Linked DNA regions of Homo sapiens: region 2 is linked to region 1. Evidence: read pairs that join two places in POLR2A ChIA-PET (ENCODE). Cell type or tissue: GM12878. All regions are shown on one strand. Each heading gives the region's core, and the rest is flanking DNA. Links, peaks and the distances in the headings are about the cores only. Region 1 overlaps ARHGAP18 (Rho GTPase activating protein 18). Region 2 overlaps LOC105377999 (a long non-coding RNA gene).

What was found. ChIA-PET counts read pairs that join two places held together with the same protein. Peaks named below come from ENCODE experiments on the same cell type or tissue, not always from the same donor. Only the 100,000 strongest peaks of a DNase experiment are listed, where the experiment ranks them.
Region 2: POLR2A ChIA-PET joins it to region 1 with 7 read pairs; 2 of 35 experiments call an interaction of 5 or more read pairs at or near these places.

The regions. Positions count from the first base shown.
Region 1 is chr6:129,660,360-129,664,765 of GRCh38, forward strand. The region is part of intron 1 of ARHGAP18 (Rho GTPase activating protein 18); the gene reads right to left. Among named protein-coding and RNA genes, the nearest start is that of ARHGAP18, 48 kb to the right of the region's middle. RefSeq lists enhancers at 2,141-2,210, 2,241-2,290 and a silencer at 2,311-2,390. In GM12878, for the core only: no CTCF peak of the experiment used is centred there; a DNase peak (open chromatin) is centred at 2,232; H3K4me3 peaks cover 220 bases; H3K27ac peaks cover 2,650 bases.
Region 2 is chr6:129,884,379-129,888,784 of GRCh38, forward strand. LOC105377999 (a long non-coding RNA gene) reads left to right here. Exons shown (of 8, transcript XR_942986.3): 4 at 3,641-3,695. Among named protein-coding and RNA genes, the nearest start is that of TMEM244, 25 kb to the left of the region's middle. In GM12878, for the core only: no CTCF peak of the experiment used is centred there; no DNase peak of the experiment used is centred there.

The DNA of each region.
Region 1 (4,406 bases), core at 259-4,258:
CTTTTCCCAAAGAGAATGCCTGGGTGACCAATTAGATAAAGTAGATGAAGGAAACAGAAGAAACAAAGATGATTCCACAGTTTGTTCTTGGACAGGAGGGTAGATGGCAAAGTCATTAACTGAGAAAGTGAAGATAGGAAAAAAAAGAGCAGGTTTGGCAGAGAATGTGACACCCTCAGTTTGGACCTGCTGAATCTGAGGTATGTTGGAGACCCTTGCTACCTAAATGTGCTCCACGGACCAGCGGCACCAGGCATCAAGCTTGCCAAAAAGGCAGAATCTTAGGCCCCACTCCAGATTTGTTGGATTCAAATCTGCATTTTAACAAAATCCCAAGGTGACGCCTGTGCACAGTCAAAATAGACAAGAACTGATCTAGACATCTGGAAGTCTAGGTTGTGCCCATGAAAGAGTTACTGGCTGGAGATAATTTTGGAATAATTAGCATATCCATGAGGGTTAAAATGATAGGAGTGAAAGAGCTCAACGAAAACAAATTTAGGATGAAAGAATCTGTGTGTGGTGTGAGGGAGTATGCATGTTTGGAATTGAAATAAAGAATCATCATAAAGGTCTACAATGACTTTCTTGTTAAGTACATTAAAAACGGAACCAAGAAGAAAAGGAAGAGGAGGAGGAGAAAAAGAGGACACAAAACCTTTAAAAAAAAAAAAAAAAACCAAAAGAATCACAATGGTGAATTAACATTAAAGCTATAAAGAACTTCTTTTTATGATTAAGACAAACTCGTATTAATGTTCCTTAATAGTCAGGGATGCTAGGCAACAAAAATTTGATACGAGTGGAAGCAGAAATAAATGGAAACTATAAAAAAGAAGTGGAAGCAGCCAGGTGTGGTGGCACACACCTGTAGTCCTAGCTTCTGGGGAAGCTGACGCAGGAAGATTGCATGAGCCTAGGAGTTCAAGTCCAGCCTGTGCAAGAATCTTAAAAAAAAAAAAAAAAAAAAAGTGGGATACAAAATATGGATAATTTGTTTAATAATAATTTGTAAAAAAGTTAATATATGGGATGATGAATATAAAAATATTAACAGTGGTTTGCCTTGATAATAGGATTATACTTTGTTCATTCTACTTTACTGTTTCTTTCCCCCTATTTAATAAATATCCACCCTTTTTCTCTTTAAATGAAAAAAAAAAAAAAGACACTATTTGCTGGGGTGGGGGAATCAGAAGGCCTGGATTCTTGGCTAGTTTTACCAAGCAGCTAACTGACTTCAGGCAAGTCATTTCACCTCTGCATGCCACAGTCTCCTCCGCTGTATAATGAGGGGCTTGAGAACAAGATGTTCTCTTCTAAGAAGATTTCCAGCTGTGACTTTCTATGAACCAAATTGGCAGCAAGGTGAGATTCATGTGATGTCTCTAAACTCTCCCTTGACAACACCACAAATAACGTGCAGGGTATCCGTTCGGCCCTCCACCCTCAGCCCATCCCAGTCTCTTCATCCCACCAGCTCACCCAGCGAACAATTTTCCTGGAGTTTTGTTCAGAACCCAACAGCTGTTTAGAGCTGGTTTCAAGTCCACCAAGCAGTCATCTGTGTCCTCTGTTTCCCAGGTGACACTGTTGTCACTACCTGGTGTTGCCACACACACACACACACACAGAACACAAAGCCCCTGAAACCAAGGGCCCCTCCCAAGATCCACGCAAGCTGCAGCTCTCTGAGGCATAATACTCTCTGAAGGCTCCATGCTAGATGCCAAATGATTAAAAACCATTGTGCATAATTACCATTCCATGTAAAAAGCCTTAAAATATATCTTTAATGGTTTTACTGCAGGTCACAGAAGCAAAGGCAGGAATAGCAAGCTGTGCTCTTTTATGTGGGAGGATAGCGCACATGAATACAAATATGGCAGAAGATGAAAGTACAGCAGACAAGGACAGGCTGCTCTTTCAGCAGTGACAGCAACCCAGTGTGAAGGGCCCATCAGGGCATGGTGCCTGCTTCTCAGCTCCTTGGAACAAATACTCAGTGTAAACACACTCTCTCCTTTTGAAGTGGGTGCAATTTGTCTATTGTCATCCTCTTGCCTTAAATTATGCTCCACTATGGATCTGGAGAGGTGTTTTTGTTCTTCTAGTGCAGAAGTCCTTCACATTAGCCCGTGAACACTACTAAAGCAGTTCTTCTCCTGTAATACATGCTTCCCTCTACAGCAAAGTTGTAGTCAGATGGCCTCCTTCGAGTGATACTGAATGCCCATGTGAAGCCTTCTTTCTGTTTCACTGTGCAAGGATTCACAAGCATGACCTTGTAGCCACAGGCAAAGTTAGCTGTTTGGTTAAAATCAGGGTACCTACAGCTCACATTGATACAAGATTCACTGCTCTCTATGCCTTAATTAATTGGTACTGCTTAAATATAGAGAGGCACATTAGGCTAAACTGAATGTGTAAGTGAGGAACAGTACTGATTAAGCCTGCCACCTCTTAATTCCAACACATCTCAATTCCTAATAAGAAACTTAAAAGCCTAAAATCTGCCAGAAAAAGAGAATTATCATGCATTTGAAATGTAAATGTTAATTAAAATTTTATTATTTATGCTGCCCAGTTGCTTCACTGTAAGAATTAAATTTAATAATTTGTCAGGGGCAATTATCACAATAACGAGACTACCAGGCAGTTGTCATTATAACCCCCCATTTTAAGGATGAGGAAACTGAGGCTTAGAGAAAATCAACATCGCCAGGAAGGTGAAGATGCAACCCAGGCCATGTGGCCACAAAACCCATGCTCAAGACTCTGTATGATAAATGCCTCTGAAATCTGTCCCCAGCAAGGGTAACACAAGCTGTGACAGGGTTTAGAGCTGAAACGACCCTAGAGATCACTAAGTCCAGTCATTCTCAACCTATCTAAGCTTCACAGCTGACTCATCTGAAGAAGAGCAGCAAATACACTGTGATTATCAATGTGCTCAAAGACATATGTGATAGATACGAATGATCCAGTCCCTATCTTGCTCTGACAACACAGGCTTTTTCTTTTTTTCTAGAGATGAAGATAAAAAACAAGGTTCAAGTCTGGTATAAAATCCTCTGCATCCTGTTTCCTACGCCCCAATAATTAAGTCCAGTCCTTAATTACTCAAATGTGAATATGGCAGAACAGAAAAATTGGGTGCTTTGCCCAGTAACATCCAGGTAGTTAATAGCTGCACCAAACATCTAAAAAGGTCTCCTGACTCCCAGTCAGGAAACAGCATAACCAAGTATCCTCCATTAGGACAGATTGTATCGTGACAGAGGAAACACATTACTCTTCAACTTTATCACCAGGGTAATAAAGACAGGCAATAAATACTCTTTTATTGTTAATTATTTTCACTCTGTGAACTTTGACAGTCCAACCCACTAATCTTTTGGCTAAAGAACAATTAGCCACAATGATAGCACTTCACATATTCTCCACCATATCCACACGTACTGAAATCTCCTTTGGAAAGAGCTGTTCATACTAAGATTTTAGCAATCGCAAACTGAAGTCCACCAGGGTGACCTGGCAGCCAGAAGTGTTTTGTTTGGCCAGCAGGGTGTTTCAAACATTTTTAAATTGGTTTACCATGTTTTTTTCTTGTAACATGTTTCTCTGAGCAGGCAGCAGGTGTGGTGGGGCTGGCCCCTTTGAACAGGTTATCTACCTCCCAGTTTGGCACAGCCCCCACCAATCCCATCTGAAAGCTATGCTATCTATGGGTCCCTGTGGGCCTCTGGGTTTGCAGCCTCTGCTTTACTGCGTTAATATTATGGGATTAAAATGGCATGACTCATTATCTCGAACCCATCACCAATGATTGGCATCTGAATTCTGCACCAAATAGGGCTTGCTTTATCAAGACAGCAATAAACATAGCAGGGGATGGGGAGATAGGACTGAACTGATGACCAGGTAGGTTGATTGTGGTCCTTCCTTTATCAGTAAATAGCAGTATTACTTTGATCAAGTCACCTACCCTCAATGGATCATGGTTATTTCCTCATTTGTAAAATAGGAAAGTTAGACTGGCTACTTAAGGTTTTTTTTTTTCAACTTTGAAATCCCATGAGATGTTTCTTACCCAAATTGTGTACAAATAGAGGAATTTTCCCAGGAATAGAGATGTTAGTAAAGAGTGGAACCTGAGAAATGTGGTGTCTTAGGAGTCACCTAGACTAGAATTTGCAACTTGGTTTCATCATTTTCCATGAGATCAAAGGCAAGTTATCTAAAACTCTCAGAGCCTCAGTTTCCTCACCTTCATTCATTTACTCAAGATTGAAGTAAATGAATTTGAGCATCTACTATGTATCAGATACACTCTAAATGCTGGGGATTTAGTAGTGAACAAAACAGTCCGTGGTCTGATGAAACTTACACATTCTAGTGGCAAG
Region 2 (4,406 bases), core at 167-4,166, 220 kb after region 1:
GGAGGTTAATTATCAGAAAAGCAGAAAATCCTCAGTGCAACATGATTCACCCTAAGGAGGTCCTTCAGCTGTTTCCAGAGGGCAACTGGAATACTAAGCAAGCCTTTAGTATAAAAAGAATTTTTATTAATGTAAAAAAATTTTTTTATTAGTATCCAAAATTTAATATCACATCTTAAATTACTTCAGTTCCCATATGACAAAGGTAAAATTAAATAAGATTTCAACATAAATGCAGATATGGCACCGCACAGGTTATAATAATTTGACAATGAAATAGTCTTTCATGTCAAGAGGAAATATGTTAAAACAATACAAGGCATAAAAAGATTTCTTTATTCGAGTTAATGAAAGAGTGGCAAGTACCGATGCAAAAGAGATCTATATAATTATACCAGAGATAAAAAGATAAACCTGTCAATGTCGCAAATTTGTGATACTTTAGGAAGTTGTAGTCTTTCCTGAATTTAAATAAACAAGATAAAAAAAAACCTGACAACTCTTGGAAAAATCGATCCTTCCAGACCACACTTTGTTAGGGAAGAATAGATTTTTTAAAAATATTGAAATGCTAATTTTTGAGACGGGTTACTGAAGTAGTTGAAGTTTATGATTATTATCTTATGTAGCCCTAATATAAAAGGGGAATGATTTTGTGTATCTTTAATTACCTTTTCATCATACCTAAGTAAGCTTAGGGTTTATTTTAAGTTTCTGATTTAAAACACACATTGCAGGGAAATCAGAGCAATAACTGGATTTTAACATCAAACATTCTGATGAAGAAAGCACCTCATCAATTTGAAGTGTTTTCCAAATATGCAAAGTGATTGGAAGATGTAAGTTAAAGGAGCATTTCAACCCCAATTTTTGACATAAAGCATTTCTGAATTCCATGCAATAAAAGGATCTTAGCTTTAATGTTTTCTCATAAAGCCTTATATAATTTGAAGTATCTAACTAATTTTGTCCAAACTAAATATAAAAATAAATTACATATGAAATTCATGTATTGACAGCTAAAGATGAAAAGGAATATGTTTGTGGCATTGGATCAAACCAGTTAGTGCAATTTAAATTTCCAAATGTATCACATGTGTGTATAGAAAAGAAATTAGAAAATATGATCTGTGTTCTCAAGATAATCCAACCATACGTGAAATGTATGGTTTAAGCCAATATCTCAATAAGAGTAGAAAGATGCAAGTATTACTGTGGGCCTGTCATCGGGTGGGGGGCTGGGGGAGGGTTAGCATTAGGAGAAATACCTAATGTAAACGACGAGTTAATGGGTGCAGCAAACCTACATGCCACATGTATACCTATGTAACAAAACTGCACGTTGTGCACATGTACCCTAGAACTTAAAGTATAATAAAAAAAATATGCAACGCACCTAGCTCAGTATGTGGCATGTACTGAGTGCTAATAAATGTTGGCTGATATTAGCCATGTTATTTCTTTAGAGGGTGCATGTTATTGAGTAACAGGAATGCACCATGAATTGTTTAGTAATTCACCTACATGTGTGTATTGAGATTGTTTCCTCTATGGGTTGCTTTGTTTAGTTGATTGGTTTACTTGGTAATACAAGCAACACATATTGTGTACTACACAAATATGACTACTTCTAAAGGATAGAGTGCTATAAGTAGAACCATTGGAGAAAGAGATTCAGATTTTCAGCTCTGATAGAGACTACCAAAAGGCCTACACTGATTTACACTTTCAGTATATGTGAAGGTCTATTTTCCTTTGGATATGATCCCAAAAAATGTAGTGCCAATCTGATAACTTATTTTTATTTGTTGGTTACAAAGAAGTTTAGGCTTTTTTTTCCCCAAATGTTCTAATTGTCAGAAATAGCATGTATTTTATAGTCCATTCTTTTTCCATTGCTATGAAATAAATCTTTATTATATGTTAGGTTTAATGTAGATAATGATCTAAATATCGGCATATAGATAGACAAAAAAAGTGTGTTTCTTTGAAGGAAAACAATGTCTCCATTTCAGTATTCTAATTCTAATCATGTGTGATCATCCAAAGCTATGTACTGGGGCCATGTTGTTTTATTGCCCCATGAAATTGTCTTAACTGGGCTTTATTATTACCTTGCTTTTCACTGAGAGAACTTTCAAGAAATGCCCACGTGGGCATGGTGGCATGCACGCGTAATCCCAGCTACTCAGGAGGCTGAGATAGGAGGATTGGTTGAGCTCAGGAGTTCAGGGTTGTAGTGACCTATGATTGCACCAGCCTGGGTGACAGAGACTTCATCACAAGAAAGAAAGAAAAGAAAAAAAAAGAAGGAAGAAGGAAGGAAGGAAGGAAGGAAGGAAGAAGGAAGGAAAGATGGAAGGAAGGAAGGAAGGAAGGAAGGAAGGAAGGAAGGAAAGGAAGGAAGGAAATGCTTACATGAACTGCCATATCTGAAAATCCTACCTCACAATGTTCACTTGGCTGATACAGACTTCCTCTAACCTGGGAAAATAGATATGCACAACATATGACAGACAAAAGCTAACATCCCTAAAAAATGAAAAGCACTTGGTAATCAATTTTTTTAACTTACCAGACAAAGTGGCAAAGGATAAAAAGCATGAAAGGCAGCTCTTAGAAGACAAAATAGAATGTCCAATAAACACATAAATGTATGCCCAATCTTACTCTTAATTTTAAAAATGCAAATAGAAATAATGAGAGACGAATCTCAGATTCCTCCCTCCCCTGTTGATAAGTTGGCAAGCAAAAAGCTTCTGGGTGTGAAAGAAATAAGCACTCTTATAGGAAAAATTGGTGAAAACTTTTGTGAAATAATTTGGCATTACTTATCAAATGTTTAAGTGATTTTTATTTTGCAATTCCACTACTGAGCATTTATCCTGAGTCTATCTTGCACATTTACACAGAGACAGATAAGTGCAATAACATCTATAGTAATAATTATTGTAATTATAAAAAAATTGAAAGCAATCTGTTTTATAAATAGGAGATTAGATTGATAGATTGTGGCCGTTCATGCAAGGGAATATCACTCAGCTGTTAAGAAAGGTGACATCTATTTATCCACCAAGATTTATATATACTATGTATGCAAACCAGCAGCTCAGCTTAGTGAGCAGATTCTGAAGGCTCAGTGCAGACTCTGGAATCATACCCGGGTTTGAAACTTGGCACCACCATTTATAGCTGGGGTTATCTATAGCAAGCATCATAATATCCATATGTCTCACTTTGCTTGTCTATGAAATGGACACAAGAATAGGACATCTTGCTATGAAGTTGCTATGAAGATAAAATGATACAATATTTGCAAGGCACTTAGACAAGGGTCTGGCACATAGAAAGCACTATATAAGTTTTTGTGAAATATAATAAATACTCACATGGAAAGTCGTTTAGAAGTAGACTTCTAAAGTAGAAAGTAAACTGGTGCAGAAGAGTATATCCATATATGGAAACGAAATGATAGAGGTGAGATACATACTTCCATATGAATAAAATATTTCTGGAAGCCACAATAAGAAATGAAGAGTTTACCTCCAGGATATGGTAAGGAGTTACATGATCTTAAGGCCCTTTTATTTTCACCCTTCAGTATTGTTTGAAGTTCTTTTAATTTTATTTCATGGGGAAGAGGAAGGAGACACAGCAGCAGCGGCAGCAACAGCTCCTGGAAGATTTCACGGCAGGTGAGAGGCTGTTTCACCCTGAGCTCACAGGTAACCTCTGCAGCATGGTAGGTTTTATGCTGCAAGCAGCTGGGCTCACATCATCTTGTCTCTGACTTGACCAAAATACTGTCTCCTATCTCTTTGTGTGTGTGTGTGTGTGTGTGTGTGTGTGTGTCACACACACATACCCATGTTAAAAAGTTAGGATCATGTGGTAAGTACAACTTTTATTTCTATTATTAGTAGTAGTAGTATTTGAGATGGGGTCTCATTATATCACCCAGGCTGGTCTTGAACTCATGGAATCAAGTGATCTCCTGCCTCACCCTCTCAAGTAGCTGGGATTACAGGTGTGTGCCACTATGCCCAGCCCTATTATTTTTAGTTAATGATTCACTAGGGAAGTTTTCCCATTTTCTTCAAAAATATGATTTTAATAACTGCATGATGTTCTATTATGTACATACACTACAGCCTTTTCTGAACAGAACTAAATGGGCCAAGTGGAGCAGAGAATCAAGTTCATGTTCCTGTGAGGTCAGCCTACACAATGTATTCACAGTCTTCATTTTTTACTGCTGTATGGCATTCCTCCTCATTGTTATAAAACGTGGGAGGCAAGGATCTGGCAAGCTAATTCACTTTAAGATACAAATTACTGATATGGGGAAGATTGATACTGATACTGATATGGGGAAAAAACACTCTGCATTTTAACAAGAAGCAGAC